Regions from separate parts of the Homo sapiens genome. Here region 2 is linked to region 1. The links are chromatin contacts, found by Hi-C in ENCODE. All regions are on one chromosome and are shown on one strand. The core of a region is the stretch at or near the end of the contact, and the rest is flanking DNA. Distances in the headings are between cores, read along the strand shown. Region 1 overlaps CHL1 (cell adhesion molecule L1 like). Region 2 has its middle 76 kb from the start of CHL1-AS1.

The links. Hi-C counts contacts between places; a loop is a spot of excess contacts on that map. Pooled maps may share reads with other maps.
Region 2: a map with no recorded cell type shows a loop between it and region 1 (10-fold over the local background). The contact joins two enhancer-like sites. A Hi-C loop is called at or near these places in 4 of 37 single-sample maps with no recorded cell type and 4 of 50 pooled maps.

Annotation. Positions count from the first base shown.
Region 1 is chr3:277,154-281,720 of GRCh38, forward strand. The region is part of intron 2 of CHL1 (cell adhesion molecule L1 like); the gene reads left to right. Among named protein-coding and RNA genes, the nearest start is that of CHL1-AS2, 82 kb to the left of the region's middle. Within about 2 kb of position 1,603, at least 4 of the 41 ENCODE cell types and tissues checked have a DNase peak (open chromatin) inside an H3K27ac peak, as active enhancers do.
Region 2 is chr3:459,884-464,523 of GRCh38, forward strand. No RefSeq gene overlaps it. Among named protein-coding and RNA genes, the nearest start is that of CHL1-AS1, 76 kb to the left of the region's middle. Within about 2 kb of position 3,173, at least 3 of the 41 ENCODE cell types and tissues checked have a DNase peak (open chromatin) inside an H3K27ac peak, as active enhancers do.

The sequences.
Region 1 (4,567 bases), core at 353-2,852:
ATTCTAAAAAGTCTTTTAAAATATAAAGTAAATGCTTATAGATTTTTTTTAAAAAATTATGCATCTGCTTGAAAACTAAAGGATATTATTTGATAAAGTGCTAAGATGTTCTCAGTGCTAGAATTATATAATAGTAGCCACATCCTGGAACCATAAAGGCATTCTTAAGGAAGTTTATATTTAAAAAAGCAAAATAAAGAGCCAGGAATGAGTAACTAGTGCACAGACTGTGAAACCAGAGGATAATATTCTATATCTGTAAATACACATAACATTAAAATCCTTAATTTGACAACTGGCAGAAGAACACAGCATTGAATCTTGTATATTTTCATTTTCTCTTTCTCTTCTCTACCACATTCATTTCCATGTTACTTTTATCCTTTTCAGAATGACCAATTGCTTCCGTTTTAAACTATACTCACTGTACTTGGGATTTATTTCTCTTACCTTATACTGGAAAAAAATGCAAAAAAAGGGCATTCAGAACTTACGTGTCATTTTTATATTGCGAATTCAAGGAAAATAAATATTTTTGTGACTTTATTTCTAAGTGTTACATTTGCTTATTTTGTCTTTTCCATATTTCCCCCTTTCCCTGTCTTTGGCATGACATTTGGAATTGTTATTGGAAAGAGAATCAACTCAGAAATCAGGAAAGTTAGCCAGTGACACATTCCTTTATTACATGATGCAAATATTTTGCTTTGCTCTTTTAACATTTTTCTTTTCCATAACAAGAAGTTTTACAGCTACATTTCACAGATTTTACATCTCTGCATCTAACAGAAACATAAAATGTAGTTTGCATTTAGGTATTTGTATTTTATTTTACTAGGCAGGAATGTGGAGTGTGTTTGTGAGCTTGTGCATGTGAGCTGGAAGGAAGTGTGGTTGCCCAGTACTTCCTCAACTCATGACTGAAACTTTGTTCCAGTTCAAGAAGGAAATAAAGAGCCCTTCAAAATAGAATACTGAATACTTTCTTCATCCGCTCTATAGAAATCAGGCCAGGAAGCAAATTAAAATTACAAGAATATCCAAAACAGAATTATTTTGCTTGCTGTCTGTGTATTTGACCACTGCCTTTTATGATTTTAACCTTTCCAGACATTCTCTTTGGGGTCGGTTTTCCTTGTGGCCCATAGGAGATCCCACTGAAATCATTTACTAGTTGTTCCAGATTTCCCCACAATCCCCATTGCGCTAAGTGGCGGCTAATGTGGGAGCTGTCATGTTTGGAAAATACCATGATGCCATGAGTTAATTTCATACCTGTCACAAGATCTTGCATGCGATCCCAGGGGACCAGTGGTATGTCACACACTACTGCAAGCGTTCGTTAGTACCTCTCAAAGCAATGAACCATGGCCAAGAGATCTTGTTGCAACATATGGCAGCACCTGTCACCAGGCTTCATGACTGGCATAAAATTAACCTGTTTTCCTGTTTGATGCGCTGCTTTTTTTTGCTTATCCGTAAAAAGGATGAGAATAAATTGTATTTGGAAACAATTTACTGTTCCTTTCAAGAAGTATAATGGTAGACTTGGGTTACTGGACACAATGAATAGACAGTGTCCTTGTAGAAGTACACACACTGCTATTCAGTAAAGGTGGTATTTTATGAATTTCTGAATGGCAGTCTGCACATCTCACACAGGAAGCAACGTTTTAGTTTCTGAACTCTGTCAAACTTAGACATAGAGCAAGAAATGACATTATTGTGAGCCACATTGTGGAAGAAAAATCCAGGAAGCATGAGTTTCAGATGTGAGTTTGCCCTTGCCTTTCGAATGGTTTCAAGCAACCTTGAGCTTCCTCTCTCTTCTCTCTATATTTCTCACGCTCAGATCTTAGTATTCTAATGGGGACGCACGAAAAAGGGACCCACAGAAAAACAATATTCAGAATGATGCCGGATATTCAGTGTCTTAGAAAAATAGATTAATGGGATTTAGTCTTTAAGTCTTAAAACTGCAATTTAGCAGTTATTTTTATGGATAAAGACAAAGAATATAGTCCAGCATTTATATATGGCTTTCTACCTCAGAGAAATAGTAAAAGTTTTTTGATCAAATGATTTCTCAATAGAGAAAGTATCCGGTTTCTTGCATCATTTTTCTTTTCTTTTCTTTTCTATTTTGGATCTTCTTATATATCTTTTTGCAGAGCCTTAAGCTTCTTAAAATATTTATTTTAATCGAGGGGGGAGCTGTTTTCTATAGCTAGTCTTTTTCCTTCTTCTTAAGGTAAATGCTTCTTAGATTCTGTGAGTTTTAAAATTCATATACAGCAAAGAACAAAGATAAATTTAGCAGTCTTTTCCCTTTATGTCACTACCAAGTCTAGGGAACAAATGGTGCTGTTCTTCCACAATCTGGACTGGTTGCTTTGAATTCTGGAGTAATCAATTTTTCCTGGCATTTCTTAAATGGTCTTTTTTATTCACTGAATCTCCTTTGAAAGTATAAACATTAGTCCTTGTTCTATGGTTTTGGAAATTGATGACTGCTATTCTCAAAGGATAGTATAGTTGGAATGATTGAAGGAGCAGAGCAAAAAGCTGAACTGAAACAATGGAGGGAGGAAAGATAGTACCAGAGACAATGAGAGAAGTGGGCAGTGATTGGAAGGGAATCCGAAGTAGGGATTGGGGACTTAAAGGCTGCTTAGACTTGATTAATAAATGCTGTATAAATGAAATGCTGAGACAAGGGATAAAATTGCACTTGAGAAGTCACTTGAAAATGTGTTAATGCCTTTACTTGACAAGCATTTATTTTTTCATCCTGGGTATAAAACCACTGTAGGAAAATGTAGATCATTTTTTCACACTGAGTATTTTTTAACTGCTGATTATGGTTATGTTGTCCTAAAATCAGGTTTCTATTATCTGAAAAGAAAATAAAAAGAAATAAATATAGGTGTGTAAAGATAAGTATTTTGGAGGCATGGATCTTCAGGTGAAGTGTCATGTAATATCTTTGCTAAGTCGGGATAAAAATAAAATTTAAAACTGAAATTCATATTTAAAAAGTTCTTAGTAGAGTCTAGGCATTTTTTTTTTTTTAGTGTACCTAACAGTGATGAAAATTTTGTATCTAAAAGAATGAGGGATTTTGCAAGGGATTTTCAGGAGACTGTGGCACTGTCATGGATGGTAGCTATACCATTTTCTAACAAAGTATGTCAAGAAAATTGAACATCAGTCTTCTTACTAGAAAAGAGAATCTGTGGCAAATTATTTTATTAATAACAGCAAACTGAAGAGCCACAAAATAATTTAGATAAGAATTAAAGTGCTGAATAACTTAGATAAGAATTAAAGTGCTGAATAATTTAGATAAGAATTAAAGTGCTGAAACAATTTTATTACTGGTAAAGCTGAATTCAGAACTGCTTCTGGTAATTTTACTGTATCAAGCAGGCCCTGAGAAAGACAACCTGGAACTGTTTAAAGGGAGATGTTCAACGATGGTCACAAGATGCAGGACTCAAGAGCTTCCACCATTAGAAACTATCACCTTTACTACCACCAACAAAATACCTTTTTCTCTGAGAAGGAGTCAGTGAAGGGTAGAGATGAAATAGGAAAAATTTGGTTGGTTGGGTGGGTAGTAAGTTTAATCATTACTCTTCTTTAATGAGTAATAGAGTGGAAATAACTTTCCTCTCTGGTTTTAAAAGTTAACTAATAGTAAGTGTCTTTGTTAAAACACGTAGACACACACATGCACCACACACACACACACATGCACCACACACACACACACACACACGCACACACAACAACTGTTTGCTACAGGATTTCTAATTAATGATATCACATTTTCTAACCCAGTAATTCCCAACTGGGGTTATTTTTTTCCCCTAGGGGACATCTGACAATGTCTAGATACATTTTTTGGTAGTAATGACTTGTATTACTGGTTTCTCAAGGGTAGAGACCAGTGATTCTCCTAAATTCTCCTACAACACCCAGCATATCTCCTCACAACAAGGAATTATTCAGTTGGAAATTTCAAGGGCCCTCAGGTTGATAAGCCCTGTAATTGCTTGAAGTAACTTAATCTCCCTAGTAATTGTGCAGTATCTCATAGTTATTCCTTCTTCCACTACTACTCCCCACAAATTTGCCCACAAACTTGAGAATTTACATAACTCCAGGAGTACAATAGAAAGGGACCTCACATCCAAGTGCTTGGGTACTGTGCTATCCTCTGGTTCCTTATTTGCCTTCACCACTATGATTTACTATTGGTAAAGTTGTGGTCATGTCGGTTCTCCTGGACTACCAGAGCCCAGAAATCTTCTCTTGTTGATGGTTCACCTCTGTCTTAAAGTCTACTTTGTCTAATGTTAATATAACTACCCCAGATTTGTTTTATTTTTCCAATTTGTACCTTTTTTTTTTTTTTTTTTGAGACAAAGTCCCACTCTGTCGCCCAGGCTGGAATGCAGTGGCACAATCTCAGCTTACTGCAACCTCTGTCTCCTGGGTTCAAGCGATTCTCATGCCTCAGCCCCCCAAATAGCTGGGATTACAGGCACATGCCACCATGACT
Region 2 (4,640 bases), core at 1,923-4,422, 180 kb after region 1:
AACATCAAAGGACCTTGGAGAACCAGGCAGACAAGCAGCTGAGAGAAGTATTGAGTTAGATGAGGGCAAACAAACTCTGCATATATCAGGTCGCATGATCGCCTGCCGTTACTCAATGATGCTGTTCTTTAAACAGTGGTCCTGCTATCAGTCAAGCTGGAAAATTTAAAGATCTTCTGTAGACTCAGTATCTCACCTCTTTTAGTCCCTGTCTCAGTAATTTTATTGTATCTACTCACCTTTACTTCCTCTTCCGTTTTCCACAAAGCCTTTTTTGTCCTCCCTTCAACACTTGCCTGTAACAAAGTCTTTAAAATATATTTACATTACCCATTTAAGGATCGATTGCCTAAATTCTAACCCACTTTCACTCTCCCAGGATGGTTTGCGTCTTAAGCCAAGAAGAAAGTCATAGATTAAAAGAGTCTATTGATTCTACTGAGGCTTATTCTTTGCTTGTTTAATAACTTTGAAAATGACAAAAATAATGTGCTTGTTGTACATAACAAAATAGTTAAACTAAAAGAAAGAAAATTTTAAAAATAATAATAACCAATAACAACTTGACATTGTGGCATATTAATCCATATTCATGTTTATATCTAGATGTGGATCCATCTGTATGTCTATAGATTCATATATCCATGTATGTAACTTTACAAAGGTAGGACAATCTATAGCAGAATTTTAAATAGCAGTTGAATTCCAGCAGAGGATCTATTCCTTTGGTTTGCTCTATCTAGGTTGCTGGGTTTTAAACTTTTTCAGAGTCTTTTGCATTAGTGGAAGGAATTTGGATTGGATATCTTCCTTTTTTGCCCTCGAGATCTATAATTACCTTTTAAAATTCCGCTCTGTGCCTTGTCAGGCTAACTTTTTAGGGTTGTATCTGTGGGCTTTCTTACCCTCTGGCCCCCGATTGAGTTCAGCCAATGAGAGAATCAACAGGAGCCCATCAGGAAGGTAGAGTGAGATTAGGGTATTTATTCACCCAGTTTCCTTTCTTGGGAAAGGGAGTTAATAGCACACAACTCTTTCTCCTGCTGAGTTTTAGTAGCCAACCCCTCCCCTCTCTACTTCAGGCCTGGGGTAGTAACTTCTTATTTTAGTTATTATTGCTGCAAAGCAAACTATCCCAAAACTTAGTAACTTACAACTACAATTGTTTATTTGCCACAGAACTGGCAATTTTTGCTTGGTCAGGAAGGTTTATTTTTGCTTTTCACTGCTTCAGCTGGAGTGGATTAACTTGGGGATATAAGATCTATTTCCAGGAAGGTTCCCTCACATGCTGGCAAGTTAGTGCTGACTGTTGGCTTGGAGTTCAACTTGGACTGAGGACCAGGGGCTTAGGTTCTTCTTCACATGAGCTTCTCTAAAGCTTCTTGGACTTCCTCACAGTACAGTGTCTAGGTTCCAACAACAATCTTCCGAAAGAAAACCAGGCGTATACACTGCATCACTTTTATGATACAACCATGGATCATTCTGCATCATTTTCTACTGTAATCACAAATGCTCATAGATTCAAAGGAATGAAATAGAGACATCACCTTTCAATGGCAGAATACCAAGTGAAACTAAAAAGAGCATGTGGGATGAGAAATATTAGAAATAAGGCAATTTATCTGATGGCTTCTTACTTATTAGCCACAGAGTACTGTACTACCTTTGGGTAGTTTACTTTTGTAAACAATCTCTGTGTTCAATTATACTCAAACTACCAAATATGAGTATGCCATATTTTTTTGCTGGGACCCTGCTTAATACAAAATTGAGAGTAAATAATAGCAGGGAAGGTAAAGGAGGAGGGTGCCATTTAGCAAGGTGTCAGGAACTAGCCTAAATATCTACTACAGCACCATCTTTATCTTTAATACAAATATTTTGATATCACATAAGTTTTCATTGGAAGAAAGTCTCTTTCTGTTAAAAGAATATTTTAAAATACCACTGTTTATGTCCTTGAGCATCATGATATCAGTTTTAAAAGTTGTTTCCTGCCTACTGTACTAACTCCTAATCAAAACTCTTACAAGTTTGTGCTTCTTGCCAGGGAAATTCATTTTTTCTTCTTGGTTAATTACAAGATATGTACAAAGAACATACAATGTTCAGTGCACCTTCAGATGTGTTAACGACACATTATCAACACTAGATCATCTGACTCATCCATATTGACAGTCAAGGTATCATTAACCTCAAACTTGAATGATCTATTCAAACAGTGGCTTCATGCAAAAATAGTTTTTAAAAAAATATTTCTATAAGTTTTTTTCTTCCCTTTCTCTACTGCACATCTCTTCTCAGATGAAGCCCTTTAGGTACTTATTGAACCTACAGAAGGAAATAAGATGGCAGGAGTTAGTATATATTCTATTTGTCAGTACAAGTGAAATAGAATGGGGCTATGTACTTTTCAGAGGATGGAACTGAATTCCCTTGGAAAATAAAAAGAGAAAATTTCAGTATTTTGGCTAGAGGAATATAAGTTAAAGATAATACCTCTTTTCTACTTTCCTTGTGACCTGTAGGAGGTTTTCCCTATGTGAAACTGAAAGTGGTAGAATTGGTAAAGATACTGCAGCAGAAATAAATGAAGAGATGCAGGAATAAGTCACCGAAAAATTTAAACCTCAAGTAATGGTGCGTGCCTTTGTCTAACTATTTTAAATCAGACTCTTGAAAAAGAGTCATAATAAATTATAATAAAGAAGAACAATCTACATAATACTCCCATTTTACAAAAACAATTTTATCACAACTATAAATATTCTGGCTTGAAATATCTGGTACTTTCCCCACATTGTCCCTTGTGATGTTAGAGCTGCCCCTTAGGTCATTAGATCAGTCAGGGACCAAGCAAAAGACAGAAATCACACACAGTTTTATTAACAGAGAATGTCCTATGAAAAATTGTAAACTACGTGTAAAGTTGTTAACTTGGCAATCGAAAAGGCAAAAGGGGAAACTAAGGTATCATAGACAGATGACAAATGTGAGAAGCAACGGACACTCCTAGGGCTGGGGAAACAGAGGGAATAGGTTGGAATTTTCAGAACCTTGAAGCTTGGAAGAGGAGGCCTATAGAACGAACAGACAAAGTTCTGAGCCAGGACTCTGCTTAGCTGGCCTAGTGTCTCAGCTCACCAGAGGAGCCTGCCAAGGTCTGGATATAGACTTCTGACAGGGGGATCCTAAACAGCTGGTGCTAATATTTCCAAGAAGGACATTACGAGGTTCGTTCTGCAGGCACTGAGACACCTGTACAACAGCAACACAGCTGCTTTGAGGGTGAATATAGTAATGTAGGTTAGTACCTCATAGATACATTTTTAATATATATTCAGTACAAACTTTATATGTATTTTTTATCATCTGTTATCTATCTGTCTACCAACCTATCTATTAACCTATCTTCCTACCTATATAATCAATTTGTCCCATTTTCGTGATGCTGACCAGTAAATAGTTCAGGAGTTTCTGCTGTGCTTTTTCTTTAGGTTCCGCTCCTAGTGATTGCTATAATAGGAAACATTATGAGTTTTGACTCATTTGGCAAGCTTGCAGTTTCTTCCATAAACAGCCTTTTTATTCTGCCTAAATCAAGCAGATGCAAAGGAGATGGAAAAGCTGCATGTATTGATCATCTATGGTGTACTAGCCAACTGAGCTCGGTGCTTTTCAAAAATTATCTCATATGGTTCTTGCCATAATCCAATTATGCAGATATTTTTGTTCTCACTTCTCATTTTACTAGTGAGAAAACTGAAGTTATAAAACGTATCAGAAGATACACATAAAACATATGAAGTGGGCAGGATTTGAAGCTAGAACTACCTCCTTCAAAAAGATTTAAATCCTCCTGCCCCCACCAACTTTGAAACCACTGCTAGCCCATATGGTGTCTTGTGCTAATTTTAAAAAAAATGTGCTTACTAATTTAAAAAAAAATGCCTTCTCCAAGGCTGACAAAACCCCATGGGTACACAACCTGGCAAGAGGATTAAATGTTTGTGTGTTAGAAAAAGGCATTTCTACTTCTGGGTAGATGCAACTCTGAGTCAGGTCACACAGCTTGGAGACCTGAGCGGGGGTTTGATTTGCATCTTCTTTCACATCCTGGGTCGGGCACCCTTGTGAACAGCACAGTCTATACAACTGAATACCATGGTCTTTTTCAACATCACTTTCGTCAAAATATTGTTCCTGTTTAAGATCTCTCTTTCATTCAGATTTCAGCATTAAGAGGACAACATGCCTTTCTGCCCTAAAATGCTTTGTTGTTCTCACTTCACTTTTATATAATAATGCTAATTATGTAGTAAATTAGTGACCTTTTGCTGCAAAACAAATGATCTCAAAACTTAGCAGCCGAATAAGAACAAATATTTGTTATCTCACATAAATTCTTAGGGTCAGAAATCCAGGAGTCACTTTGCTGGGTGGTTCTGCTTTGGGACCTCTCATGAGATGGCAATCAAGCTGTCAGCCCGGCATCAGCCATTTGAAGTTTTCCGCAGCTGTGGAATCTTCCTTTAAGCTCATTCACAGGGCTACTGGAAGGAGGCTTCAGTTCCTCACCACACTGGCATCTCCACAGAGCTGCTTATCACATGGCTTCCCCCAGAAAGAGTGGC